Linked DNA regions of Homo sapiens: region 1 is linked to region 2. The links are chromatin loops, found by intact Hi-C in ENCODE. Cell type or tissue: endothelial cell of umbilical vein. All regions are shown on one strand. Links, peaks and the distances in the headings refer to the core of each region. The heading gives the core; the rest is flanking DNA. Region 1 overlaps LINC01035 (long intergenic non-protein coding RNA 1035). Region 2 has its middle 42 kb from the start of LINC01036.

The links. Hi-C counts contacts between places; a loop is a spot of excess contacts. Peaks named below come from ENCODE experiments on the same cell type or tissue, not always from the same donor. Only the 100,000 strongest peaks of a DNase experiment are listed, where the experiment ranks them.
Region 1: a loop joins it to region 2, with 19 times the contacts of the local background. A loop is called at or near these places in 4 of 110 quality-filtered maps.

What each region holds. Positions count from the first base shown.
Region 1 is chr1:188,928,636-188,944,690 of GRCh38, forward strand. All of the region lies in intron 1 of LINC01035 (long intergenic non-protein coding RNA 1035), which reads left to right. Among named protein-coding and RNA genes, the nearest start is that of LINC01035, 31 kb to the left of the region's middle. In endothelial cell of umbilical vein, for the core only: a CTCF peak has its summit at 9,722 (motif pointing left); a DNase peak (open chromatin) is centred at 9,586; H3K27ac peaks cover 244 bases.
Region 2 is chr1:187,042,516-187,058,570 of GRCh38, forward strand. No RefSeq gene overlaps it. Among named protein-coding and RNA genes, the nearest start is that of LINC01036, 42 kb to the right of the region's middle. RefSeq lists an enhancer at 4,556-5,223. In endothelial cell of umbilical vein, for the core only: a CTCF peak has its summit at 9,270 (motif pointing right); a DNase peak (open chromatin) is centred at 9,306.

The sequences.
Region 1 (16,055 bases), core at 4,873-12,872, 1.9 Mb after region 2:
GCAGACATTCCCTAGAAGTCTCACAATACCAATTTAGAGTCCTACTATTGTTACTCCATTTTGTGGAGAAAGAGAGACACTCAGTGACTCAAAATTAGTTTTGATCCTAACATCTGTGTTCTCAAGTGAATAATTCTCAATACTGACTGTGCATCTGAATTTCACATGAAACTTTAAAATGTACAAAGTTGGGTCATTACAAAGACTCATTGAAACTAACACTTAAAGACTGACTCCTAGCCACCTGTATTTTCATAAAGTTCCTTAAATTGTAAATTTTATTTGACTTCCACTCATCTACACAATCGCCTGTATGAGTTTCTGAATAAGTTTATTACTTCTTATTCAGTGATGTCTTTGTTTTGTTATTATTCCTGCTGCTTGTTCATTCTTCAGAACTTGTCATTGCTTTGGCAGAGCTCTGTTGAAAAACTAGATTGCTGAGTATCAACTTGCATAGCTATGGTTCTTTCCTTACTTCAGGCTTACATATTCCTTCAATTCAACTACTTTTCCTTCTGGATTGAAGATTATGGTGTCATGCTTTGGCTATCTCATGTATTTTGCTCCTGCTGTGGTTGACAGCCAATGTTAATTAACTTAATGACAGTATTGACTGACTGTTTTCACTGTGACTAGCTATAGTCAATTTAAATTGTGATTCTGTATTGATCATCTCCTGGGCCCATTGATGATGAATTTATCAAAACCCTGTGTTGCCATTCCATCCTTAAGAAGAAAATAGCCTGTCTGTTACACAGCCATCTCACAGAGTTAGAAAGCTAGCTAAAGATTGAGAAGATTATTGAGTTGGCTGGCAAAGTTATATGTCCTTAACAAGGTATTTATTATAAGAAAGTTCAATTTATAACTGTTTATTAAGTTATATGTGGTTTAAATGTTTTTCTGTATCAATACTTTTATTTTGTATTTTAAAAATTTAATAATTAAAACAAAAGTAATAGATTAACACAGGGCAAAGGTAGAATCAAGGAGAAATTTGAGAAGATTATTGCAGTAACCTTTGTAAATGAAATTGGCACAGAAGAAAGTAGTAACAGTAAAAATAAGGAGAATTACCTGGATTCTGGATTAAAGGTTAGGGCCAGCAGAAAGTGCTCATTGATTGCATATGTGGTTTTAGAAAAAGAGTTGTCACTGGTGACTGGGATGTTTGGCCTGAGTAACTAGAAAATAGTGACTAATCTTTTCTGTCATGGTAAAAAGGCAGTATAAAAAAGGGTTTTGTTGTTGTTGTTAATTATTTTTTTCTTTTAGGGCAGGAAGATCAGGTAGTCAGTTTGAGCCATTTAAATTTTGAGATGCTTATTAAGCCATGATAATATGTATAACTGAAGGAATGAGAGTTAATATACATAGAAATAGAAGAGATTAAAAATAAGCAGAAGAGAAATTCCATATGTAGGGGTCAGAAAAATAGAAAAATAAACAAAGCAGTCTGAGTAGAATTAGAGTATAGTAAGCAAAAAACCTGTGGCATTGTGGTATAACTGGAATCAAGTGAATCAATAAAAAATGGATTGATCAACTGTATCAAATGCTGCTGATAAACCAAGTCAAATGGACTGAGAAATTCTCATTTCATTTAGTGTGAACATACTTAGAGCAATGTTGGTGGACTTTAGAGTGATAATAGAATGTTTTAAAACTAATAAAAACCCAAGAGCATAACAATTAATGGCATAGAGAAAGAGAGGAAAATTGTCAAAAATATTCTTTGGTAGAAAAAAGGGCACCTATACTTACATGAAAATAAAAGGGTCATATATCTAGAACCTCTGACAGTTATTCACAGTAATAATGAGAAAGCAAAATATGTGACTATAGATCCCCGTAGTATGCTAGATACATATAATGGATAGGTTCCACAGTAAAACAGGAAATAAGGTTATTAGCTTAGGGTAACTTGGGATTATGGATGTGACATATTAAGGATTTGAGAAGAAACAGTATGAAACAGAAAGCAGCCATTAAAAAGAATGAGATCATGTTCTCTGCAGGGACATGGATGGATCCGGAGGCCACTATCCTTAGCAAACTAACGCAGGAACAGAAAACCAAATACCAGTGTTCTTACTTATAAGTGGGAGCTAAATTATGAGAACACATGGGTACATAGAAGGGAACATGACACATTGAGGTCATTTGGAGGGTAGAGGGTGGAAGGAGGGAGAGAATCAGGAAAAATAACTAATGGGTACTAGGCTTAATACCTGGTTGATGAAATATGTGTACAATAAACCCCCATGACACAAGTTTGCCTATGTAACAAACCTGCACATGTACCCCTGGACTTAAAATAAAAGTTAAAAAAATGAATTTTAAAAAGAAAATAGTCATTTCAAAGAGAAGGACAATTCATTCATTGCCCTTCTCTTTGAAATAACTGATAGAGAAATTTGTAAGTCTTTCATTGACATTATGTTTTGTGAAAGCTAATCATCATATTTGTGTGTTTTTCTACAGCCATTTCAAGTTTGGTGGATAGGTAGGGTACAATTAGAACATTGCCAATGCTGTCATTTAGGGAATATAGTAAAAGGAGAAGCAAGCATAGGAGGTGAAGAGGTACACAAGAAAATGCTGGCAATAGAACATGGAATTTAATCAGGGAAAGAAGGAGATCAAGAAAATAATGAGAAATAGTGAGAAATTAGTATAATAAATATGTTTATGCACATTATTTCTGTTTATTTCAAATTTTGTCATTTGTTGACTTAATTCCTAAGTAAATAATTGAGTCATGGTAAAATTTTGCTGAATTAATAATATGACCATTTATAAAATATTTTAATAAAATATATGTAATTTAACAAATAATATTTATTTTAGATTATTAATAATATACCAATACAATTAAAATAAAATATAAACAAACTCATAAATAAAATTTTGAGGAATATTTAAAAATTCACATTTAGTAAGAATTAATCTAGCAATCTTAGAATATTTGTAGAAATCTAAAAATATCAGCAACACCAGACATATTGCATGTAGAAGACAACTTTGATTTGTTTGACAGATAGTTACGGTTGGAGCTCTTCCCAGAGTATTCTGATTTGTGCATGTGAATCCAATCTAAATTAGTGGAGGTCTGACATAATTGCAACTGAGTATGAATTAATGTTCACTGCTTCAGGGAAAGATTTGAAAATATGTGTATTAAAGGGTAACATATTGCTAATGATCATTATTTATTCAATGCCACTTATTTTATACAGGAAGAAATGAATAATACTGCTGAAAGACATAGATTATCCTAGGACTGGGCAAACCTTTATTGTCAGAAGTTTCCAGGAACTCATTCTGAAAGTCATAGAGTTAAAATAATTCTCAGATTTTTCTGAGAGGCAAGGGATATATTTGTCCCACAGTAATAATTTCTTAATGCTTCATCCCTCATTTTGTCTTCTTCCATTTTCTCCATACATATTCCAAACACTTAAAGGATAAGAAAAGCAACCTGATTCCTAAATAGAAAGTATAAATTAAAAATAAAATTTCAATATGATCCAATTTTAAACTGTAAAATCAAATAAATGCATTAAGCATAGGTAAAGTTTTATTAAAGTTCAAGGGTACCTACAAAGCCATTTGTAATCATAGTTTTTTCTACAATTTATATTAAATACGGTTGCATCTGAGTGTATCTGATTTGGAATACAATATACAGGAAGAAAAAGTCTTTCAAATAAAGTATATAATAAGAATCCCTATTGAAAGTATTAATTTGGTTTAATTACCAGCAGTTATTTTTTAAAGTCTAATGTCTAGAATTATTCGTATTTTATAAACATGCATTGATAATGTGTTACTTGAAAAGTAACAATCTGATGTTACCTTTAGATATAGTACAATAGATTCTAGGGCTAACCTTTCTACTTTGAGTATGTACTTCCTGAAGCTATAAAAATTAGATTACTTAAAAATAAAGACTAAAAAATTAGATAAGAAAGTGGGAATTGAGTTATTTGATAACTTACATGGCTATTCCTTCCACTGGAGAAATCTCTAAAGGGAAATAATGAGATCAGTTTGATTTCTGGCATTGAAATATCTTATACTTCACTACTTTTGTCCTAAAATTCTGTTTATAAAATTTAGATCCTTGTGCTTTTATTATATTGCACATATGCAGCTGAGAAAACATTTTAGTATTTTACAGTCCAATGATACAAATTTGGGGCTACATGCTTTGCAGACTTATAAAACAGGTGTCTTCTTTTGTTGAGGCTGTTATAACAAAATATCTTAGGAGTTATTTATAAACAACATAAATTTATTGGTCACAGTTCTAAAGGTTGGGAAGTCTAAGATCCAGGTACCAGCAGATTCAATCTAGTGAGAACTCACTCTGTGCTTCAAAGAATGCACCTTCTGTCTGTGTACTCACATGGCAGAAAGGGCAAACAAGCTCCCTCAAGCCTCTTGTTATCAGGGCACTAATCCCATTCATGAGGGAATTCAAATTCATATGAATTTCATATGAATATGAATCTCAGTGGGTTTCAACATGTGAATTTGAGTGGGACGTAAACATTCGAACCATAGCAATAGACACATTTAATTTCTATAAGTTTTATAAAGCTAGCAAAAATGCAAGAAACTATCAAAATATATGGATTTCTGTATAAGAATAAAATTAACTGATATGTCTATATATTTATAAATATATATATGACTACTATAGCGTTAGTTAATTTGACCATTTATGTAGAATTTTTGTGCTGAGAGTGGCTATCTCTTTGAAATTTAGTGTATTATAATAATTAAAAGTTATGTAAGTGCTACAGAATATATCTATTGGGCAGTATATTAATAAGTCATTTGTGAGATTAAAATTAGTATTGTAATGGATTCTTCTTTTTGGTAGAACTCACTGTAGATTAACTTGAGCACTTTATGGTGAATATTGGAATGATGAAAATATTCCAGAAATAATTTTTAGTATAAAATAAAAAATATTTCAAAAATCTATGATTGGGATATTTTCAAATGGCTAGTAGAACTGGAGCCAAACCCATTCCATTGACTAAGAATTTTTGTTTCCTTGGCTAAAATTTTATTATAATGTAGACCACCAGTCAATTATACCATAATTTCTAAATGTTTCCCCCTACCCAGCATCACAGACTTCAAATTAAATTACCAAATTACCCAAACTTTTTTTGACCTGCTAAAATTTTCACCTACATAAAAGCAAACTACCACTGGATATCTAAGTTTAAAAAAGTAGAACTATTCAGTACTAGTTTCATGCAGTTGTTATATTTTCTTTATAATTAATTATGCAACATATAATTCAAAACAGTTTAAAAGTATTAGCACAAAAACCAAGTTAGCAAAATATATCTGGATTTAAAGCTCTTAAAATTCGCACAATATTTTCTTGTCATGATACAATTTTTTTTAAATTACACGTGAAAAGATCAAAGAGCATGTGTGTATTTATAAACAACACAAAGTCTTAATATCACTCAGTAAGATGATTGGTCACCTTGTTCACAACCATGTAGTATTAGTGTAGCAATAGACCCAATTGAAATGCAAGGAAATAAATGCCCATGCAAAAAATAAATAATACAAAGTTCATCAAGATGTTGAAATCATTCATTACAAATGCACTGTAATAGGGGTATTTAAAGTGCATCGTATTTGTGACTAAGACTTTCTGGATACAGGAGACTTTGCCTCCAAATTATACTTACATCACTCATAATCTGATTTTGTCATTGGTGTAGTCCAAAAAATATTGTTAGAAATATGTGAAAGATCCATTGAGTACAATATTTATTTCCATAATAAGTCCTAATGGAATTACGAAGGACAACTCAGGATACAGAATATATTCAAGATAACTCAGTAGAAAAATAAGTATCTGAGTCTCATAGTTAGGAATAGAACTGATTTCTTTTTAATTTAGATATTCAGTGGTCATTTGCCGCTACTCATTAACAAATGTTAATTGTGGTATAATGAGACATAGGCACTTTTCATAAAAATATATCCAGATGTACTGAAATGACTGCTTTCAGCAATTTTTTCTTGAAAATGACACATTTTCTGTAACCAAACAGAAATCAAAAAATTGGAAACCATCCCCTACTAAAATTATGTATGTATTTTAAACATCATATACGTACATGAATAAGTTCAAGAGAAATTCGGGTATGTATTTTCCTATTCACTATACAATTTACAAAGGACTTTTTACATACATGATCTAATTAATCTTTGTGAGATAAACAATATTATTTATACTTTACAAGTGTGCTGAGAAAAACTGAATGAAAATAAATCACAAAATTATTAAATATTTGAATCATATAGTTGTTAGGTCATTTCATTCCATTGCTGCTGAAATAGTTAACTTTAATAATCACAAAATGATTTATGCTTCGAGACGAGGCTTTGAAACATAATGAGATCCTGTCTCTACAAAAAATAAAATATTAGGTGAGCATGGTGGCACATGCCTGTTGTCCTAGCTACTTGGGAGACTGAGGCAAGAGGATCAACTGAACCCAGGAGATTGAGGCTGCAGTGAGCTATAATCAACGACATTCTACTCCAGCCTTGATGACAAGGCGAGAATCTATCTCTAAACAAACATAATAAAAATAAATTTAAAAAGTAATAATAAAAAACAAGTGATATTAGTTAATATTGCTAATTACAATTCTATTTAGATATATTCACATTTCTAGACTTGGGGAAAATATTTGAAAGTCTGAGATAATTCCTCTCTTTTACTAGTTTTTACCTCTCATCTATTAGTCATTCTAATTCATTCATGCCAATACTTTTTACTCTTTCATTCAATAAATAGTTCTACAGTATATTCTAGAGATTGCCCTGGCTTTTAGGGCTATAGGAGTAAATAACCAGATATTGTTTTTGTCCTAGTATTATTAACTCTTAACAAGAATACAGGTACCAAATTACTCTGAGAAGAGACTGAATAATGGCCCTGAATGATGCACATCCTAATCCTTGGGACCTGTGAATACTGTATATAATCCTACATGGCCAAAGGGACTTTGTAGATGTGAGTAGGTTAAGGATCATGAGATACAAAACTTATCCTGAATCATTCTGGTGGGCCTGATGTAATACAAGGGTAATTATAATATAGAAGGTGATGTGATAATGGGGACAGAGAGAGAAAACATCATGTAATGCGGTATCGTGAGCCAAGGAATGAGTACAGTACCCATCATAGAAAAGTCAAGAAAACAGATTCTCCCCTGATATTCCAAAAGAAAACAGCCCTACACCCATTTTAATTTTAAGCCAGTGAAACTAGATTTCAACCTAACATTGGTCTAACATCAAAACAAAAAAGGTCAAGTGGCCTGCAAAATATTGTGAACTCTGATTTTATGTTGGAGAATTTAAGAAATGTACTTAAATTTTACAATTATTAATTAGAAAGACTTAAATAGAAACTTGATTTTTCTAAAACCAAGTCAATTGTTCTTACTTCTTTCCTGCACTTTTTATTTTGACAACTTAATGTGCATTCAACGTTGTCTAGCATTCTAAAATACATTAATTATGTCACTCTTGCAGATAAGGATGCACGGTAAAGTGTCTGAAATAAAACAAGCAATAAGTTTTAAAATTTATCCCGTGTTAGAATAGTATAAAATATGTTTACCTACTAATGGATGATCACTTCTATTTTTCTTCCTAACATTATCTTAGCCAGTGTTCACCTACTGAAAAATTATCTACTGTCCTTTATGTGTATTAAAAATCCATATGTGTACAATTGTCATACAATTGCTATGGTAGAAGTAGCAATGTTATTTAGTATACAAATAAAATGATTTTAAAAAGCACAAAATCGCCACAAAAACGTACGTCTTTATATAAATTCCAGAATGTCAGTTATCAATTTATTCCTTTATCATGATTTATACATAATTTTGGTCGTTACACTGCAGTGATTAAGCATAGAAACTTTGACTTCAGGATTTCCACAGTGGAATGTTGGCTTTCCTACTTACTGGGTTTGTTTTTCTATTACTGCTGTCACAAATTACAGCAAACTTAGTGGTTTGCAGGAATACAAATTTAATACCTTACAGTTCTGTAGCCTGACATGTGCCTCACTAGGCTAAAAAGGTGTTTACAGATCTCTGCTCTTTATAGGGGGTTGTAGGGAAGAATCTATTTTGTTGCGTTTGCTAGTTTCACATTTCTTGTTTGGTGTCTTTCTTTCTCCCTCTTCAAAGCCAGCAATGGCTGGTCCAGAGTTTCTCACACCGAATCACTCTGGCTCTCAATCTCTTACCTTTCTCTTCCACTTTTAAGGACCCTTGTAATTATATTGGGGCCAGGTAGATTATCCAAGATAATCTATATATTTTAATGCCAACTGATTAGCATGTTTATTTCCATCTGCATGCAGCCTTAATTTCCCTTTGCAATGTAAGGTGACATATTCTAACATGGACATTTTTTGAGTGTGTGTGTGTGGGGGGGAGGATTATTCTTTCTATAACAAAAAGTGACTTTTAAAGTTATTTACATCAGAGTTTAACTTGAAGATTTGACATGATATGTGGTACTTATAAATATCTCTGTAAATATTATTAGTCATAATCATTTTAAGTTTGATGTAGGAATACTTTTTGTAGAATTTTTTTATTATCATACTTTAAGTTCTGGGGTACATGTGCAGAACGTAAAGTTTTTTTGCATAGATATACACATGCAATGCTTAAATTGTAAAATTCCCTTTGCCATTACATGAAGTTTTCTGCTCAGTCTTAAGAAGTAGAACTATGCAAAATTTCATGATATGTGCATAAATACTCTTAATTTTATAAAAGTTATGTTTTCAGGTTTGTAAAATAATCATGGAACAAAACTGAATATTACAAATATAGTATTATATATACCATAAAGTCCCAATAAAATAGCTTTTCTTTACTTGATCAATTTTCTTTCGCCAACTTTTCCAAAAAATACCCCTAGGACCAAGTTCTAGGGTGACTATAGGTCTTCTTTACATCCTATACACATCGAAATACACACTTATGTATCTTAAATAATACTTATTTACCTAATTTAACATTAACATTATGAATTTGGGTGACAGCATATACATACAATTTTATATTTGTTTTTAGAAAGACAAATTATATAACATTTTATTTAACTTTTACAAATGGAGACTTTGTAATGTGTCTTACAGATGTTTATTTTTAAATACAAGTGGGATGTGATTAAACATTTTGGGAAAGTATTATCAGAATACATTTGGACAGTGTTCCATTCCCATTTCATAATTAGTAATGAAACAGTTATAAAAGCTGCTCCCCTCACCACTATGTCCCCACCTTAGTGAGAGATCTGTGACAATTTCATAACTTCCATTCTTACTAAGCTATTGTGGCACAAAGAACAACTTGTAACATTTCTTTCAGGAGAAAGGAATGCTTATCACAAAGTAAAGCACCTCCTGAGTCAGCCTATTCAGGCAGATTTGCTGCCACGTTTATTAAATTCCTGAGGGTTTTATTCCTCAAGTTATTACTCTCAAGTGTATGAGCAAGAAAAGGCCAGAACCTATAGGACCTTAATGTGTCTGTTCGTGTAAATGTTTACTAAAATTAAGAACAATACAGTAAGTCAAAGCAGGGTGTCTGGTGGCTTTCCATTTTTTTCTGTCTCCTCGGTGTCCCCTGGTGGCTAAGCAAGATTGGAGTTCAGATCCCGTTTTTGACACCAGTTTTTGACTTTGTGTCAATAACTTAATATTTCTGGAGATTTTTTACAGTGAAGGGGCTATAATAACACTGAAATGATAATCTTGTTGTGGGTTTAAATGAAATTATCTATCACATATTATTTTAGAGGGCCTGACCCAATGCAGGCTTTCAATGCATTGTAAGTTTATTAGCACTTTTTCCAATGGTTATTTTTCTGTTCTACTATTTTCCATTTAATCTTTCTATTTTGACACAGGATTTATCTAAATTTTATCAACCTCACTCAAAAACAGGACTCCCTATGTGATATTTATCACTGGTTGCAAGCTCAATTTTAAAAGTTAAAAAAAAAAAAAGATATTGTGGAAAAATGTAAGACAAATAAATGAAACAAATTTCCACATTTTTTCCTGTTTTCTTATGGTCTGTTAGACATAAGCCCTGTCTTAGTCACATTGAAAATTTGCTTCATCAAAGTATTACTTATAATTAAATAACTTCAATCTATCAACATAAATGAACCCAATATCAACTTAACTTGACTTAATTTTATATTATCACTGGAAGATCAAAGAATTTTGTACAAATCAGCAAATAGGAAGACCAAGTCAAATTTAGCTTATTTCCACACTAACACAAAACCTTTCCTGCAAAACTTTCTGTTGCTTAAAAAGGCCAGAGCTTTTTAAATGAACATGTGCATCCTAAACCATCCATTCCAGTGAGGAGGAGGAGGGCATAGTTCAGGGAGTAGGTTTTCAATTAACAAATTGATGCCAGATCTGGACCAAGAGAACAACACTTTTATATTAACATATTATGACATGAGACCTTCAATAATGAGTTGGCCAGGACCTCATTTTTATATCTCAATGAAATAGCTCACAGAATAGCGTGCTACTTCCATGATTATGATAAGCAATAATTATAGGATTGGGTTTTTAAAGTTTGTATGGTAAGAGCAATACATATACTGGGCTAGAGAGGAATAAGTGAAAAGGTCTCTTGAGAAAAGCTTCACTTTATTTTGAACTTCATTATGCACTTGCCACTGATGGGAAGTTAAAAAGATTTTTTTAGCTTGCAGTGCACCACAGGTTAACAGACGATGTGATATTGGCTCAATTATATATTTCATCATCAATCCTAATATTATGACACAGAAACAGGTGGGCGAGAATGTGGCAGCATTCATTTTTATTATACAATTTCTATGTTATTTATTGTAATATAGTGATTATTGCAAATGCCATTTCATATAGTTTAGCATTATCACTAAATATGTGACATTTTCTCAAAAACAGAGTAAGGGCACAGCTAGAATTTATTAATAGCATACTAAAATATTCATTTCTTCCTTTTTATTAAAGTATTTTTTGTCACTCACAATGATTTAATAAAATGAAAAAACTTTTCTTGAGTCATGGAAAAAGAGCAATAATTTTAGTTTTAATTCCACAACGAGCTATTGAGCAACCATTTGGTTCCAGTTGTATACAGGGAACTAAATTGGCAAAATAAACAGACAATATAGTCTCCAACTCACTGTACCATCAAATCAAATATTAGCTTTGTGACACAAGCCAAATTATTTAACAAATCTAAGCTTTAATTTTCCCACATGCTAAGTATTCAATTAAAATGTATGTTCAATAAGGTTTACTAATATGATAAAAGATAATGCTATATTATAAAACACTGTTTTTTTTATTCTATTCTCCCTCTGTTTTCTCATTCTATTATTTTGTGCAGTAATATTGATTTGGCACATGAAATGCCCAAAATGGCTATTAAGCTGTCTTCACTTCTGATTCACTGGGTCCATGGTTGAAGCATTTCACCCTTGGATCCCAGATATTTTAAATCCATTGTGCCCCAAAGCATGAGGACAAAAATTAACATTTTTGAAGTAGATAATGAGGTGTGTTGGTGAAATGAGCCACTTATATCTACATCTTTTGATTCTTGAACCAATGCATTTTTTTTTTTTACTGAAGGAAATCCTCCCCCAAATATTGACTGTTGTTTTCAGACACGCTGATACTGCATCCTGTAGATACCCCAACCCTTAGAATGTTGTCCCCATTCTAGGCATGAAATTGAGTCTTCATCAGACCATTCAACATTTCTATCAAGCTCACTGCTTCTGGGTGATGGGGCTCTCTGAAAGACCAGTGGATTCTACTTATATTGGCACATTTCTTCATAATAAAATAAAACTTTGTGTGTATTATCCAATAACAGAAAAGACATTTTCTAAGTCTACAATGATGATGTTAGCAAAGTCAGTAGGCAGAGAACACAAATCCATAACTGGAAGTGTGACTCTTGCTATGGGCACAACGCACTGCTCTTCCCATGACAGGAAGGATCAAATGTAATCAATGCACCAGCTAGTAACTTGCTGAGACACATTGTGTGCACTGGTATAAAAATAACTTCCTGAGATTGAGGGTAAAGAATCCTGATTTGTATTTTTCATTGATTCCATTCTCACCATGGTGAATTTCATGCTACCAACGTGATATCACTAAAAATAAAAATGAGAAGAGAAAGGTACAATTTGCTTTTGAGATCTGGCAGGAGCTAGTTACAGCACACCACTGCGCTTGGCAGTTTTGTAAGTTCAGTTGCAGCAGTAGCTATATCAAGTATAGTTAGGGGAAGACCTTTTAAAAAATATTTTTGGAGACTATCCCTGTGCTTCTCAAATAAATAAGCAACCAATTCCAGAATTCATCTTGAGTATCACTTTCCTGGGGCATGAAGAGCATGCAAAAGGGTAAATAGGGATGTATAGGGCAAATAGAAAACATCAGGAACATATAGAATGCCTAACTACATCTAGTAGTGAGTGATTTAGGATGGGACTCTGAGCAATATGACTCAAAAGTCCATCATCTAAAACCATACCTCATTTATTTCATCAAGGCCCTATAAAATATTAAATATAATTTAATAATCCCTGAGATGTATATGGATATAGATATACATGTAAATATATGTTTATAAAGGTGATGCAACTTATCTGGAGTAGTATAAAAATGTATGGTTCAATACATTCTAGCACACAGTGACTTCTATGCTATACAAAACGTAAGGTCCCATATCGTCAAAGTGTTCTGTTTGCTGTTATGGCTACTCTGAATGCCAGGTGGGTAGGGACAAATTTGTGGCACTAGTGATTATTCTGGTGTTGCTTGTTTAGAAACGTGAAACATAAATATACTGTGGATTAATAGAGGGGTCCAAGTTAGATTAGATAAATTTTAAAAAATAAAATATATTGACATTTATGAACTTCAAGAAAAACGATATATTCAGCAGTTTAAATTGGGCAAGTTTATATCTCTAAGATTGCTTGAAATATCTAGCTCTGGTAAAGACAAAATATTACCCAGTATCTACTAATAAAGTTTTAGTCTTGAGTATTAAACTTATCCTAAATAAATATAATTCCCTTTGGTTGTTTTAGATTCTTTACAAATTTGTGAAATGCTCCTTTAGTAAACCATGCTACATTATTATTCATCCCAACTCACAAAGCTAAAGGAAAAAAAAATTAGAACACCAAAGGACCAAAATTAGTCAAATAGCTTCACAGAGACTTTTATTCCATACTAAATACAATGTTCTAACACACCTTAAGAATTGGTCACCTTCCTTTCTGCCCTTTCTCCGCATTGTGAAATTTTAACTGTGTGATCTCTCTGTCTTTGTCTTGAGTTATTGGCTGTGAATTGTATCTTCATTTTAGTGACAATTGATAGACCAGGGGAGGGGCTGCAGCCAATAGTTGAACCTCTGTGGGGGAACTGCAAAGATGAGGGAGTGACCTGAGTTGTTAATTACATTCCTGAGAGCAGAGGACAGAGCTCCTGGTTGATGACAAAAGCTTTTCCCTGATTTTCTAGAAGTTAATCCAGTTAGATAAGACCTTGCCTTTGCAATATTATTAGACCTAGGAAGAAAGTACAGACAACTCTATTACAGAAGCCAACATGCGATACGGAAAGTCTGAAAATTATCAAAACAGTGACGTAAGATTTACATGCATTATTAATTTCCCTTAGGCTCAAACATTATTAATTTGTAAGTAGTCTTGAAGTTCATCACTTAATAATATAAATAAGACATTATTGTCAATTCTGAGCATTAGAGGAAAAAATGGCAACATCATAGGATACTGCTTGTAAAGCTGGGATACTACTTACAAGCTTTAGCTTCTCCACAATATAAAGTAAAATACACTTTTAATTAAAATCATTTTAACATAGGAAAATGCACTTCTTTCATGTTTTAAGAATAGAAACAAAAGATACCCTCAAAAATATTATTGATTTTTTTCTACTATGTGATTTCTTGATTATAATTTTGATTTATTCATGTAATTTTATGTCATTGTATTACATGTCAAAATTTCAAATGTGGGTCACTTTTACTACAGGAATAAAGTTGACTTGATTAATATTATTTTTACTGAAGAAGTAGGAATGTAAAAGCAGGCACTGCAATTGTTGACATGTAATCAATGTTGTTTCAGAAACAGCTTATGTTTGGAAAAAAAGAACGCAATAATTTTGTACTAAAATTTAGAAAAGTGGTGAGAATAAGTTATGTATTTTATTTTAGATAGTTTTTCAAGAATGGAAAATGTTTTTCACAATTCTCCTATTTCGCTTTGTAATTGATACTGGGATATAAGCAACATGATAACTTTAGCCATGAAAAGGGTATGAATAAACATGCCTATTTACATATGTATATTTATTTGTATATGTGTGTTTGTTATATGTGTTTACTTTTATTATTATTTTAGCATAATTTCAGAGCAAAAATAATTGTCAAATGCATAGTACAAATATCCCAATTTGATTTCTAACAGTAAATATTCTGTGATTTAAGAAATATATGATGTTATTTCTAAAACTATAAGCTGCTTAGGAAATGAGAATCAAATGAAACAAACAAATCATTATTACTTTGGGCTTTCAGGGTAGCTGTGCTAATAAATCATTATTTTATTTGTATTATGTGTTCCAATTTCTTTTTATTTTCATGTTCTCTATGTTCATTGACATTCTTCTGCATCAAGGAAGAAATTAAACTAAAATACTCAACAAATATTTATTACACTTGCTTCTAATCATCCACTTTACTTTCTTTCCTCTTTTCTCCTGCAATTCTTAGGTTCAAAAATCTGCCTTAAATATGCTGACTATATATGATAATAAGTGAATATTTTCTTCCTCATATCTTTGACTCAATATTTTTGCATCATATTTATCTAGTCATTTGAAGTTATAACTCTAAATGTTGAACAACTTCCATAAACATAAAATCTTACTGGAAAATAGAATGAACCAGTCATCTGGTTAAATTAGGTCTGTCTTCATTGTTCCCAAGAATGACATTATAGTCTTTATTTCTTTTTTATTTTGCCAACACTGTCATAGTTTCCTTCCTTATTTACATTTGTACAAATCTCAAGTCCTGCTGTCTCTATGAGGTTTCACTAACATGAGTTCAAACTATTTTCTTTCATTTTGCATGAATAAAATATATGGAGCAGTTTGACATTTGCTTATATACCTTTATACAGTTCTTTTTCTCCTATGCATTCATTGTTACTGGATTAATGCTCAATTAGCTCTGGTTTCTCATGGAATAACTTCAATGTTAAGATTTAGTTATTCAGATAACATTTATTCTGCACCAAATAATGAATCCCATAGCGAACTAAACATATAGATAAGGTACAGTTTCTGAGCTCAAGAAGTTTATAATCTAATAAAATACCATTTTAAATATCTTCTTATTATCAGATAGAAACTAAATGAGTATATAGAAAGAAGTAAGTAAATCAGTTGATGTTTGCAAGAGTTTAAAAAATGTGTATTAAGGTTAATGTCTAAATATAATGTATCATAAAAACATACAAACATAGGGATAAAATATTTTGGATCTTGCATGGAGATGAATTTATTCATCAAAGAGCATACATGTATTCATCTTTTATTTCTGAAATAAGTGTATATACCTTAAGTTTTCTGAAACCTTTAGATGGGAGTTTTGCTTGACTTACAACGTCAACTGTGAGACATCTCAGAAATTGTGTTAGAAAAGACACTTTTGATAAAATTAGGACTTTTTCTGGGTGACTTCGGGGAGGATCCAAGGAATCAAGAGCTTGTATTAAGTTGAATGATGTCAGGGTATCTCAGTAAATGTTCCCTCTGTAGAGGGCAGACTAGGGTCAAGGTAAACTATAATTAGTAAATAGGCATCAGTCAACCATTCATATTATCCCTG
Region 2 (16,055 bases), core at 5,497-13,496:
GAGTGTAGAGAAGAGGATATAACCTGTGTGGGCAGGTAATAGAGCATTGCCAGAATATTAGAATACTTATTATTAAAATAAAATAAAAAATATTTTGTTATCTTTTATGGAATAATTTGGAAAGTTTTCTTTTTTGTCTTTTATTTTCTTTTTAAGTAAGAGCTTATTTTCTAATCACACCGAAAATGTATAGGTCAGCTTTTTGGATCTGATGATTCTCATGATCTCTGAAGACAAACAGTGCCATCTGGCCACAAGCCTTAAATAGCAATAACATCTTAGTCACTTTGCAAATACCATTAAAAGGAAGCATCTCACATAGCAAAAATAAAGCATAACATTATTTAAAAATTAAATGATAAGTTGGAGAATTTTGCAGCATCAAAAATAAGGGACTCATAAATCAAAAGGAAAATGGATTATACCAGGAAAAATATGAGCAAAAGACATGAGCTGGTAAATGAGAAAAGAAAAAAATACAAATGGTCAGTAAGTACACAAGAAGATATTCACCATCATAAGTAAATAAAAGTTTGCTATTTGTAGGATTAGCAATTTTTAAAAATGACTATATTGGTAATATGATGCTTCCATTTGAAATGTCCCAAATGACATTAGAAATGGGATAAGTATTATAGCATATGTATATACATATACATATGTATATGAGAGTATAGCACATCTATAAAATGAAATATTTAGCCATTAAAAATAATGTTATAGTGAGTATTAATTGAAACTATTATCCAAGGAAAAAATCCAAGTTATATCCAAGTTATGGATAATGAGAGCCTGAATATATAAATGGACAATGGCCAGCCCATATACAACAACAGAATTCTGACCCACTACCTATAAACCACCCGCCTGGGAAGATAGACTACAATCTCTGCAGCAAATAATTTGAAACAACGAGGGTTTTGTTAATGACTGTCTTTTCTTTTTCTTCTTCTTCTTCCTCTTCTTCTTCTTCTTCTTCTTCCTCTTCTTCTTTCTTCTTCTTCTTCTTCCTCTTCTTCTTTCTTCTTCCTCTTCTTCTTTCTTCTTCTTTCTTCTTCCTCTTCTTCTTTCTTCTTCTTCTTCCTCTTCTTCTTTCTTCTTCTTCTTCCTCTTCCTCTTCTTCTTTCTTCTTCTTCTTCTTCCTCTTCCTCCTCCTCCTCTTCTTCCTCTTCCTCTTCTTCTTCTCTCTCTGACTCTATACACATCTTTGTCTGTGCTTCTAGCTTTGAACCATCCAGAGAAAGTCAAATATGTTTCACTAACTAATCACATAATATGCCCAGCTTCTAGTTAGCCCTCTTCCAGCTTCCCCATGCCAAAAAGCTTCAATCAGAGCATACCTAAAACTTTTTCCCACTACAAAGCTTTCCCACTCCTCTCCTTCCCTTTGAGTCTCTGCCAAATGCAAGTGACAGTGGCTGAGTCCCTTGCTATAGCAAACTGAATAAATAGCCTCTGTTTGTTCTCATTTGGGAGATCTTTGATTGTTTCCACAATATCATAATAGTATGTAAACTTCGTGGGTGTTTGTGTGAGCAAGATCTGTTTCTGAGTGTAAGCCTGAGGAAATTTCTGAAAGATAGTCACTAAGATATTAAACTTAGTTATCTTTTGGAGGTGAGGTGCAGGGCTATTTTTACTTTAACATATTTTGCATTTGCATTTTTCAATGAGCACATACAGTTTATGTAAATAGAAACAAAATCATCATAAGTGTACAAATAAGTTTATCATTATGTTTAATATTGTTAGACTAAAAATCATGTATATAAAACATATTTCTATCCATATATGAGGTATGTGATGGTATTCGGTTGGTTGGACTTTTCCTTTTCTCAATCATTCTCTAAAGGTAAATTTTCCATATTGGGTGTCCGAAAAGTTTTAGTCTGATGAATATTCTTTAAATATGAAAAATAGACTAGTTGAGAAATATATTTTTAATTATACAAATGATTAATATGTGTTAACCATAAGGGGACTCTCTGATTCAATAGTCTCCATTATTCAGCCATAACTCAAATAGCTATTATCATTCCAGAGCTAGAAAAAAATCCCCTTAGATTAATAAACATAAATCTTTATGGTCATCAATTTCCCCTGATGTTTCTTTAACAAAGGCCAGAAAGATTAGATTTTTGAAGGGAGCATTGCTCATTTCTGTCAACATCTGATTATTTATCCTCCTTAGTTAAACAAAACCCTGGTTATGACAAAGGCTAAACTTTGAATAAATCTGCAAATTTAAATTATACAGCTGAGGGAGACAAGAAAGCATAAATAATAGGGCCAACTTTTTTCACCTGAGCAGAATCTTGTTCTTCCTAATTAAAGGTGATGCTACTGAGCCAGTCACAGGAGGAAATATGCTTAATCTATTTCGAGGCAATGAGTTTCTGCTGTTGCATCTATCCTTTATTTCCTGGTCTCCCTTTTGACCTTTTCATCCACAGCACATGGGACAGGTACTAGGGTCCCATGAGAAAGACAAATGGCCAAAAAACACAGATCTTACAGAACTTACATTCCATTCTGCACCATTGCGTTTTGATTTTCATATTGATAATATTGTCATGAGGACTAAACAAATATATATATGTGTGTGTGTTTATAGGAGTATACATATATGTATGTATATCTGTGTATAAATCTGTATATATATACACGTGCAAAGTATTTAGAAGGCAGGCATCCTTTAGCCAAACATTACGTATATAATAATTACTGCTATTGTTTCATGTTCCAAATTATTTTGCAATTAACTCTGATATACGCTAACATATGACCAGTATGTTCCCTTTTCTCAGCTTGGAGTACAGAACAAGACTCTATTTCCTTTACTGTTAAAATTATAGTAATTTTTTAACTCTAATGAATTAATACAGTATTTAATACTACAGGGCCTCCTACTGCAAATTGCCAGGATCCCACACAGTTGCTTGTGCTGGTCCAAGAATCAGTCTTCCTGTGGCTTCCTCATGGCAGGAGAACTCAGCTGTGCCAGCAAAACCATCGCCTGCAAACATTGACCCTAAGTAGCCCTGTGTGCCGGGCCTGGTTCCTCTGCACTAAGCCCAAGTCTGGTTTCACAGCCATAAGCAGCTTATGGGAACAGGTTAGCGCAAGTCTCCATCTGCCTCAGGAATCCTCTAAGGTAGCAGAGGTCACTACCAAGACAAAATTTTCCCTCCCCAAACCACCACAAAGGACAAAAGCTTAATTACAAAGAGCTACTCTAAACGTCCTTTCTACACCAAAGAGATTCTTCCCCTAAAGTAAAACAAAAAATTCAATTCTGAAGCCCCAAAGCAGGGAGCAAATTTTAAATGATGGCACAGAGGTTTAACATAAATAAATCAATTGACGATTAGAAAAATGAATAAATGAAGTGAGGAGTAAAGTAAAATGTGGGACGTAACTTTCCACCGAGTAACCTGATACACGTGTATCTTGGTTGACAAGAAAAATATTAAACGAGGCTCATTCTTCTCCATTGTTCTGTCTTATATGTTGTAGATATGTCAGTCAGGTAAAAAAACTATGGATATTTATGCCTTTTGGTGGAAAAGGGATTATTTCCAGTTTGCATATTTCCTGCAAATGTCTGTATTAGAGTTCTCCAGAGGGACAGAACTAACAGGAGAGAGAAGGAGAGAGATATATAGGAGTTTATTAGGGAGAATTGGCTCACAGGTTTACAAGATGAAGTCCTCTAAATGATAGGCCATCTGCAAGCTGGGGAAAGAGAGAAGCTGGTGTTCGCTCAGTGCAAGTCGGAATGCCTGAAAACCAGGGAAGCGGAGAGTGCAGCCTGCAGTCTGTGGCTGAAGGCCCAAAAGCCCCCGGGAAGCCACTGCTGCAGTTCTCAGAGTCCAAGACCAAAGAACCTAGAGTCTGATGTCCAAGAGCAGGAGGAGCAGAAGTAAACACCCAGCAAGGAAAGAAGTCTCAGCAAGCAAAAGAATCCTACCTTCTTCTGCCTGCTTTGGTCTAGCCGTGAGGCAGCCGATTGGATGGTGCCCACTCACATTGAGGGTGGGTCTTCGTCTCCCAGTTCACTGACTCAAATGTCAATCTCCTCTGGTAATGCCCTCACAGACACACCCAGAAACAATGCTTTAACAGCCACCTAGGCATTCTTTAATCCAATCAAGTTGATACCTAATATTAACCATTACAATGTCTTCCACAATCTTAGGAATGGTTCGTTCCTTCCTTATCATTGCATTTTTAAACACACCCGTTGCCCAAGCTGTATCCTCATCCCAACCTCACAGAAGTGTTGTGAAATTATTCGATTTACCTGTTTTGAAATATCTTGCTCATTTCCTCAATAATTTTAATATTCTGAAGGACAGATCTCTATTTCCATTTCTTTGTATACTTCTCACTTTTTGAAGTGTTCACCATGAAACTAATTAATTTGTTTAATTTCTGATTTCAGTGTGTGTCCCAAAGTCACAGTTTTGTGCCTAAAAACACAACAGCTGTTTTCATTGATAAAAGCATGTCAAAATGCACTGGCCACACTGATCTATTTCCAAGTTTATAAGCACAACTAGAAAACTGCAGCCAGTTCATTCAATGTGAGCATCTTGATGTTCCTGAAGTTCAGCTTTGCTAATTCGATCTGCTGGTATTGTATTTATTTCAAACCAATGCCTGAACAAGTATCACACAAGCTGAACTCAATTATCAGTTGGAGAGATACTCTCCTCCCTTATCCCCTCTTGGTAATCTAGTCATATGCTCAACTCTGTACTCTCCTTCTCAATGTAGGATCAGTTCCGGGGTCTAGATATAGGGAAGCAGCTGGCCAGAATTTTTCCCTTTGCCCGTTCACACTTCTGAGTCCTTCTCTGTCCGATGTTAAAGATGAACAAGAGTACTTCCCAATCCATTAGCCCTCCAAGCTTGCCTTAGCACGAAGCCCTGGGGCAGAGAACATGTTGTGGTAACAGCAGGATAATGGAAACGAGACTTGAAGACAGGTATGAAACTTTGTAAATGCTAATTCTTTTAAACCAATTCTTTCTTCTTCAATGGCTCAGCTATGTCATTAAACAAAAAGACTGGGATGGTTACAGTCTCCCCATCCCCCTCTTAAGGGTGACAATGAAGACTATCTTTTTGTGCTTGCCTGTGAAGATTTCAGCTACCTAATGAATTCCTTTGAAGTGAAAGCTTGTCTTTCTTCACTTTGTTATCTATTTTCTTGATGAAGGTAATCCTTGGAAAATAATTTAAGTAAGTCTTGAATAGTAGTGATTTTTAAAGGCTTTTGCTGAATATTTGTGTAGCTAAAATAGTTGCCATTAAAAATTCAGGAAAGGGTCATGGAGATTTGGCCTTGGCAAGTTCCTCTTCGCCTTTATTCAAGGATGATGGAAAATAACAACAACAACAACAAAACAAACCCAGAATGTTCATATGGCTGCATGTAACCAATGAGAGAAAAATAATACAGGACATAGTAGACATGACTGGGGTGCAGACACTTATTAGATACTCACTATGTTGGTATGGTATCTTCTCAAATGCACCCTTTCTGTTAAAGTATAGGAGAACACGGGTTATATTTGAGACTGAGTGATTTGATCATTGCGTTTGCTTTGGGCATCAAGGGAAGACAATTTGCATTGTTGGGAGGAGGGTGTCCACACATCAGACTCTAGCACTAGGATGTAACTTCCGAGAAACTCTGAATGGGGAGAGATTTTTGATATCTGTTTTGCCCTGCAACAGGCTGGGATGGGGATTTGCTCATTTCTGTGTCAGATCCAACAATAGATTTGATATCCTCTAGGCCTCAAGAAATAATAAACACAAAGATAACTAAAGTAACTCTCACACAGCTTTTTGAAAACCCAAAACAGTATAACCATTAAAACTTTCAAGAAATCTAGGATCCGCTGCACTGAGTATTAATCAGGTACTTATGTCACATAGATGTCTAAACTAAATTAGCATTTTTATAGATATAGATAGTTTTGGTTTCTTTTTAGTTGAGGTCACACTTTTTCTATTATTCAAGGGACACACTTCTGGATATCAGGATGGATGGGCATAAAGTATAAAGCATATGAAAATGTTTTTTCAAAACTTTACTATTATTCAACCCAAGAGATGATATAATATCTTGTCATTTTTCTCAGTAGATTAAAAAGAAAAATGACCAATGTTTTCTCTAGTAAATTATTTCAAAAGGATTTAATCAGTCTCTCTGAAGTATTAAGATGTATTATGTCATACCTGGCAGAGAGATCCCTGAGACCCTTTTAAACCACCCTTAGTACATTTTGTGACTTTTGTTACAATAGCTTGAGTATTGTTATTGACTTGTTTTTTTTCTGGTAACACCGCTGAAACGTTCCACAGGCCAAATGTATTCATTTGGTTTATCCCCAGATAGATGCAGTAAACAGGTGCCTTATATCAAAATGACAATGTATCTCTCATGGGCTATACTTGCTGGTGTAGGTATTTTTTGTTTTAAAAGCTAATAATAAAAGCTCTTCTCTGAAATGCAAGACCCATATATAAATTAAGCATAGCTATAGGGTGAGTGTCTTTGAATTATCAGTGAAAGGATATTTTAATATAAATTTAAAACATTTTAGTTTGCAAAAAAAGTACTGAGTTGCATCAAAAATTAATTAATTAGAAAAACAAGTAATAACAAATCAAACTAAAAGATGGCAAGAAGATTTTATAACACACAATTTAAAAATAAAGCACAAAAGAGGAATTACAAATTTCTGTTAAAACATTATTTGTACTTATATGAGTTGACAGCCATTGGAAAAAAAAATGAACCAACTTCTCAAATGAGGATTTTCACCTTGAACTAAAAATCTACTCCTTATAACTAGTTTACCTCTCTCAATAAATGATCAGACCTCCTATATATGAACATATTACTGCTTTATATATATGGTTATATCCGTAACAAGACACTCTAAAGGTATGTATTTTGAGAGGAAAATAAGCCTACCTCAAACTAGAAATATTTTGTACAGCAAAGGAGACAACTAACAGGGTGAAAAGGCAACCTACAGAATGGGAGAAAGTATTTGCAAATCCTATAACTGAGAAGGGGTTAATTCCCAAAATATATAAGAAAACTCTTACAACTCAACAGCAAAAATACAAAACAAAACAAAAAAACCACCTAATAACTAGATTAAAGTAATGGACTAAAGGTTTAAATAGACATTTCTCCAAAGAAGACATACAGGTAGCCAACAGGTATATGAAAGGATGTTCAACCGCACTAATATAATGAGGGAAATTCAAATCAAAGTCACAAAGAGATATCATCTCACATCTGTTAGGTTATCAATTATATATATAAAAAAGACAACAAGTGAGGATGTGGAGAATTTGGAAACCTTGTACACTATAGGTGGGAATGCAAGATGGTGCAGCTGCTATGAAAAGCAGGATGGAGTTTCCTCAAAAAATTCAAAATATGATCCAGTAATCTCAATTTGGGGTATTTATTTAAAAGAATGGAAATCAGGGTCTTGCAGTGATATTAGCACTTCCATGTTCATTGCAGCACTATTCACAATAGTCAAGAAGTAGAAACAACCTACATGTCTATGGAAAGTTAAGTGGATAAAGAAAATGTATATAAATACAAAGGCATATTATTCAGTTTTTAACAAAGAAGAAAATTTTGTAATGAGAAAACATAGATGACTCTTAAGAACACTATGCTGTATGAAGTAAGCCAGTCACAGAATAACAGATGCTTCATGATTCCACTTCTATGAGATATCTAAAAAAGTCAAAATCATGGCATCAAAAAGTGGATTAGTGGTTGCCAGAGGCTGGGGAGATAAATCAAGTGCTAATTAATGAGCATAAAGTTTCAGTTAAATAAGATAGGTAAGTTGTAGAGATCTGCTGTTCAGCACTGTGCCTATGGTCAGCAATACTTCAGATTTCCTATTAAGTGTTCTTAGCACAATAAAATTTTTAAAAATTAAAAAAATATATATTGTAGTCACTCTGACATGCATTTAAGGGTACAGTTTTTGGTTCAGGTATTAGAAATTTATATATCGGTTTTGCATTGTATATTTTCTTTAATGATAAATGACAAAGACAGTTTCTGAAAACAATGCTGCTGATGAATTTGACAAGCCATGGCTATAAAGAGCAAAATTAGCATGGATTTGCCTGTTCAGCGCTGGATTCACTCATCTCAACATAAAAACACATTTACCCTGTTATTCTCCTTCCTCACCAGTGTAGCAGGTATGAACCTAATCATACAAACTGAAAGGTACAAAAAAGTAATTTTTGCATAAGTCTTTCTACTCAGTGCTTCCATTCCACCAGGAGTAACTGAATTTTATTATCAGTTAATCTCCTTCCCCTAACATATATATGTACTTTAATATACTTTATCTTGAGTTGTTTCTAATCTTTTGGAATTTATGCATTAGCAGTCTCCAGAGAAGCAGAACCATAGGATGTTTTAAAATATTATATGTTATATATAATATATACATATTTATATATGTGTTATATATGTTTACATATTATGTATTGGTTCCAAGGCCTCCTGGGAATATCAAAATCTATGGATGCTCATGTCCCTGATACAAAATGCCAGAGTAACTGCGTGTAACCTATGCACACCCTCTGGTGTACTTTAAATCATCTCTAGTTTGCTTATAATACCTAATACAGTGTACATACTATGTAAATAATAGTTACACTGTACCGTTTAGGGAATAATGACAAGAAAAAGTGCATATGTGTTAAGTAGAGAAGCAATACTCTTTTTGAATATTTTCAATTCAAGTTTGGTTGATTCCACAGATGTGGAACCTACCAATGTGAAGTGCTGGCTGTATGTGTTTATGTGTTTTTGAGTGTGTGTGTGTGTGTGTGTGTGTGTCTTGTCCCTTCTCTGCGTGTATGTCTCAATTGTAGTAAAAGTAAAGGAAAAGTAGAATATATAATTTTCATTTATTCTGTAAAGTAAACATACCATCTTTGAAAATAGTGAGCTAAGAGGGAAATAGCTTCAAATCTATAACAAAATTACTTAGGAGGCTTCTAGCCATTTCGAAGCTCTCTTGATCATTACTGAAGCTTATTTGGTGGCTTCTTTCTGTTATCCTGATTCCCCATACCATGGTAGGAATCAAGTCTCTCTAAAGTTTAACCTGTGCTCCCTGAGGGATGCTTCTTGAAGGCTCATGTGCTCCTGGAACTTTTGATGACTGTATAAGCAAAGGCAGGGTTTTTTTTTTTTAGGTGTCCACCAGATGTCACTGTTCACCAGAAAAACGTGACTAACGCTGCAGCATTGAAACAAACAGGTGTTAATAATGATTTGATTCTTAAAATAGAAAAGGAAAAAAATAAAAAAAAAAAACAAGTAGATCTACATTACAACCCGATCTTAGGCAGGAAGTAAAAACTTTCTTTACTTTAGGCTAGAAAATGATCATCCTTTAGGAGCTTTTAATTTCACTAACATTTTACCCCTATTAGGAGACAGGGCAGGTGCTTCTAGTCACAACTATTTAGTGATAGACCACTGAAAGCTAGAACCTGGGTTCTACCCTAGGCCTTGTAATCAGAACATCAATGTTACTGGTCAAGTTCCTTAAACAATTCGTCTTCATTTCTTTTCCTATAAAACAAGAAGTCAGATATTCCCACCAGTCAAAAAATATTATAATCTTGCTTCAAAAACTTTAGATAAATACCTTCTCAAGGTTACCATTTCTTGAGTCTGCACTATAACCCAAGTCCTTTTTTACTCCTTAACACAAGCCAGAGTGCACTAGCACATGAAGCATTCCCTGGGCTGCTTCATTCAACATGAAAAAATAAGAGTCCCACTGACCATATTACCTTCTGCAGCCATTTTTCTTTCTATTGTCCAACAATATGTTTTCAGTTTAAATGTTTACAGTTTAAAAATAGAACTATGTAGGATTTATTAAAATATTTTTTGCTCTGATATTTATTTATGTTTGGGAAAACTGACTTGGCTTACTTTTAAATAAATTTCTTAATAAAACAAAATATAATAGATATATGCATATACATATATGAATAAGAAAATGAATACATATACCTACCATTCGGCTTTACAAAGTAGAACACCTTTTGTACCTCTTTACCCAAATAAATTTAGTCATTTATTTCACCAAGATCATTTAAGAACTAAATTTGCTGCACCAAAGTAAAGACTTTTCTCCTAACGAAAGGTTATTTCTTTCTGGATTTTAGCTTTTAGTAGCTTCATACTCTTAGTTCACCCACAAGCCTCAGAAGACAAGCAGAGGCAATAATGTGTCCCTATAGGCTCCCATCCCATTCTTTTTCTCCTCTTTGAGAGAAAAATTAAGTTCATACTGAAACTGCATTTTTTCTACTGCCTGTAATCTTTTATTTATTCAAAATTATAATAGATTGTAATTCTCATCTATGTTAAAATACAAATTAGTTCATTTTTCGGGGAACCTTGAGGCAGAGAGTAGAGCAATAAGAAAAGAGGAAGGTTTCATGGCTCACATCTGTAATCCCAGCACTTTGGGAGGCCGAGGTGGGCGGATCACGAAGTCAGGAGATCAAGACCATCCTGGCTAACACGGCGAAACCCTGTCTCTGCCAAAAATACAAAAAATTAGCTGGGCATGGTGGCACGCACCTGTAGTCCCAGCTACTCAGGAGGCTGAGGCAAGAGAATCACTTGAACCCGGGAGGTATAGGTTGCCGTGAGCCAAGATCGCGCCATTGCACTCCAGCCTGGGCGACAGAGCGAGACTCTGTCTCAAAAAAAAAAAAAAAAAAAAAAGAAAGAAAGAAAAAGAAAAAAGGAAAGAGGAAGCTCTCATAGTGACCCAGAGAGGAGAAAGCGCTAATGGGAATTTTCTAAGCAGGAAAATTTCTGAACCTAGAATGTGTAAATGTAACATTTGAATTTATCATCATGAGCTTTCAATTGGGGCTTATACTGTGTGAAGGTGGCATTCTGGGGTGAGAAGAGCCTAGGGCAGCAATAGAGCCAGACAAAAAACAGAGAGATAATTCAGATGAAGAAGGGATCTGAGTAAGAAATGATGGGGAACAATGTAAGCTCCCTGTTTCTCAGTCTATTTAAGGTAGTTTTATGAGTCATTTAAATTTAAACATTATTAAAAAGGTTTTCCTCAGTGTAAGAGTTGAAGAAAGAAGACTGAAACATGAAAAGTGGCTCAACAGTCAAAGACAGGTTTCTTTTGGAGAATAAACATGAGAGGGGCTTCTGGCCAAGTTAGGTCAGGAGCCTTCTCTCTTACAGACTAAGGGTATTTAAGGGTTCAGGGGCTCATGAGGAGGGGATGCCTTATCCTCCTAGGGTCCCACGGTTCAGTTAGGACCAGGTGTGCTGTCTGTATATAGCAGAGTTTTCATCAGCTCTCACCCCATTCCCAGACCACATCAGCCAACTTTTAGTCTGTGTCTCTTTGTCTTGCTTATCTGGGAGGGAGAGGTTTTGTGTCTGCTCCCATACATTTTCCTGTAGCTTCAGGCATCCCCGCAGTCCCCTCCCCACCTGCTCACCTGCCGTAGTCTGCTTTTAGCTTACCTATCTTAGTGCACCTAAAGGGAAAGGAATGTGCTTATTAGGGCCCACTGTTTTACTGGGGCCCACTGTATAAGTGTGAAGTTTGGTGATTACTCAAGAGACTTTCCCCCCTCCTTCTGTGCCCAAGCTGTCGTATCTGTGTTTTACTGTCTGCTTTTTCTGGCTGCTTGTTGTTAGAAGAGAAGTGATCTCCTTGAAATGCATGAAGTTAGAAAGGGAGCTGGTACTTAAATTGGTGGTGTTTGTCCAAGATGACGGTGCTCCTGCTCTGTCACCCAGCACACTGGAAGATTTCAGATACCCAGAAAGCTGATATCCAAGCTACAGATATGCATAAATAGAACATGCATTTATTGGAAATACCAGAGTGTTTTTTCAAGTGCACACACATGAATGATAAGGTTCACTAATAAAAGCTTTTTGATTCTCTAGGAAACTCATTCTTTGAGCTTCTTTGTGATTTGGTTTCATTCCTTCTGTAGAACTTCTTGGCAAACCTGGAAGGTCAGGGGCATTTGTCTGATTGTTTTAAGCCAGAAAATAAGTTAAACAGTGCATGTCTCAGTTGCTGGCCGCTTTGGCAGCCTCCAAACCAATAATCTCTGCCACCCTTCCAAAGGGTTAAGAACAAGACCATGCTGGAAACTGAGCAGCAATTACATACTGATTGGGAAAATTGCCAGTCATTCCTGGTCTCTGACCCTCTGTACATGGTGTCCAGCTACTTCGCCTTTGAAATTTATACCTTAATCATCCTTCACATTTGACAGTGTTCTAAATTTTTAAAAGCACATTTAAATGCATTATTTCTCTTGGATATTATCCCTACTGCAGACCTAGATTGCTAGGGAAGATAAAATCAACTGTGTTTTGCACATGGGAATCTAGGATAAAGAAAGATAAAACTTCTTGTTTGAGGTCATACAAAACTCAGAGAAAACCTGTATTTCCTGTCTCTAACACAGGTGAGTGTTTAGAACCAGGAAGCTACTTTCTGTCTCTTCACTTCATTACTGAGATTATAACTCACCGAGCCCAAATACCTCTAAGTCCAAAATCAGAGCTATCACTGTTTCCCCTTTCTATCTGCTCTTGCTATGTCTTTTTTTTTTTTTGTCTTTATGCCCTGCGAAATAAGCTCCAGGAAAGTTAGAATAAAATGATGAATTAGTTATTTCTGCAACATAAATAGTGAAATTTGTGATGGGACTTTGAGTCCAACTTCCAAGTTTCCTCCTTAAATAGAAACTTCAGGAATATTATTCACAGAGTTACATGAAATATCACAAATCCAGGTCTATGTGAAATGCTAACTTAGCATTTTCCCAAGTGTGATATTAATGAGTATATTATATTACAAAAAATGATTCCATGTTCAAATTAGTCAAAGTCCTGTGTCAAAGGACCTGCCCCAGTATCTCATATGTGTATATTACTCAGTGATAAGCAGGATGATTAAGGAGTATATTTCCCTAACTTGCTTTCCCACCGAAATATTTTTTAGATAATTTTTTCAGTCCAGATTATTCTGTGTGGGAAGCTAAATTAGAGAAAAGAATGTTGCAATGTCTCCAGTACTTTTTCTTTGTATCATTCTTTCTAAGGAGTTACTGCAGTTTTATGTATTTCAGAATGAAATCAAATGAGAGCTGTATAAAATCTTCAGATAAATTTTGATTAATTGTTTTAATATCTAAAATACACAAAAATTTACTTTTTCTTGATTTGTTAAAGAAATAAAGTGAAGAAATTTAATTTGTAGTATGTGTTTGTGCAAGTCACAAATAGCCCAAACTGTATAGGTTGAACATGGCAGAGTTCTAGTACTCACTGAGGATAAGAAAAAGAATAAAAATGGAAAGGGGAAGTTCACAGAAAACATGTAATTTTCTCCACTATTCTCAGTGGAAAGGCTGCATCCTAAACGATCAGAAATCCTGGTGGGCCTGTTTGCTCCTCCAGCTTCTCTCTGGTCAAGATTGAATTTCCCAATAGTTCAAGACGCTGACTGGGAGCTTATGTTTCTCTCTACAGCTTGCCTTGCACTGATTCTGGAAGCAAATTGAAGATGTCCATTCCCAGATAGAACATATCAGGTTATATTGCAAGCTCAGTGTATCTTTGAAAGGCAATGCTTTAGCTCCTACTTCTCCGGGACTCTTAACAACTGGTGCAGTTATGAAAAGAAACAAAATCACAATCATTTTACTGACATCACATGTGGTGGCAATTAGTCTTAATTCCAAACATTTTTCTAGGACTTTGAAATTTTCAAAGCACTTTCACTTAATCTGAACTCTCATTTCCAATTCATAAGAAGTTATGCACAAGGCATAAGTAATGATATTCTTTTTGCAAGAGATCCAATGACTTGTGCAAAAGAATGTATATCCAAGAGGGGCCAGATCCATGATCTCTGTCTCTCTGTTCAGTGTTTTATTTTTCTTTGTTTTTTCATTACATATACCAACCTACTTCTTGGAATGAGGCACCATTTCTAAGGTAATATCATAATAAATATTTTGGTTACTAGTTTTGACAGTTACTGGGCTAAGCTCTGACTTAAAGACACAATAAACTATATTTACATGTCTCTAGAACTGTGTTAAGAACTTTGTATCAACTTTATATAACAATCATTGAAATTTGTACCATTTTCCTTATATATATATATTAAACTTACATTATTTTTTAAATTCAGGCATTATTACACAAAATAATTTTTTTTGAGACAGGATCTTGCTCTGTTGTCCAGGCTGGAGTGCAGTGACACAGTCTTGGCTCACTGCAGCCTCAACCTCCTGGGCTCAAGCGATCCTCCTGTCTCAACCTCCCCTGTAGCTGGGACCACAGGTGTGTGCCACCATATCTGACTAATTTTTTGATTTTTTTGCAGATGGAGTCTCACATCGTTGCCCGGGGTGGTCTCAAACTCCTAGGCTTCCTCCCAAAGTGTTGGGATGGATTACAAGTGTTAGCCATCACACCTGGCCACAAAATAATCTTAACTATTTGGTTTGGAGTGCCTTGGCAATTGCATATATCCATGTAACCATCACCCAAAACAAGATATAGAATATGTCCATCCTCCCACAGTGTTGTCCTGGACCTCTTTGTGGTTGATTTTCACTCCTCACAACTCTAGACAAACCATTTTTAATTTCTATTACCTTAGATGTTCTTGGGCATCACATTATTATAACCATGGATTATATGCTGTTTGTTCAGGCTTCTCTCATTCAATATTTTTTGATATTTTTTCATGTGATGTGTATTATGGTTTGTTCCTTTTAATTAATGAATAGCATTTCATTGTATTAATAGATCATAAGTTATTTATCTAGTATCCTATTAGTGAACATTTTGATTGTTTCTGCTTTTGACTATTATGAATAAGGCGTCTTTGAACATTCTTGTACCAGCATTTTTGTGGATATATATTTTCACTTTTTTCAGTAAACACCAGCATTAGAATTTCTATGTCATAGGTAGGTATATGTTTAATCTTATAAGAACATGATATTTTTCCATTCCACATTTCCTCCAGAAGCAATGGGTGAAAATTCTGGTTGCCCCAAATCTCCACCCAATTTGATGCTGTCAGTTTATTTAATTTGAATGATTTTGCAAGGTACAGAATGGCATCTTCTTGAAGTTTTACTTTTAGTTTCCCTGGTGATTAATACTGTTGAGAAACTTTACAGGGTCTAGTAGTTATCTGTTTATCTTCTTTTGTAAAATGAGTGTTTAAGATTTTAGTTTAGTATTTTTTCCATTTTTTAATTTATTGTTGATTTTGAAGAGATTTTTTGTGTATTTTATATACAAATCATTTGTCAGATATGTGTTGCAAAAACTTTTTCCTAGTGTGTGGTTTCCCTGTTATAATTATCTTAATGGTATATTTTAATGTGCAATGATTTTTAATTTAATGAAATCCAATTTATCATTTACTTTTTTTATGGTTTGCACTTCTGCAGTTCTGTTTTAAAATTCTTTGTCAACTCCAAGGTTTTGAAGATACTCATCTAAGTAACTTTTTAGAAGCTTTATAGTTCTGCTTTATGTTTAGGTTCATGGTGTATGTTAACTTGTTTTTCGTGTATGAAATCAGGTAGGGTCAAGTCTCATTTCTTTTTCACATTAGGATATTTATCTATTCCAGCACTATTTGTTAAAACGTTACATTCCCCCACTGAATTGTTTTGCTGCCTTTCACTAATTTCAGCTGATTTTATATGTGTGCATCTCTTTATGAACTTTCTATTCCATTGTATTGATTTTTATTTGTCCATCCTTTTCACAATACCACGCCATCTTGATTACTGTATTATTATAGTAACTCTTAACATCAGGCTGCAATGTAAGCTTTCCAACCTTGTTTTTATTTTGCAAAATTGTTTTTATGATTCTAGATCCTTTGAATTTCCATATACGTTTTAGAATTGGC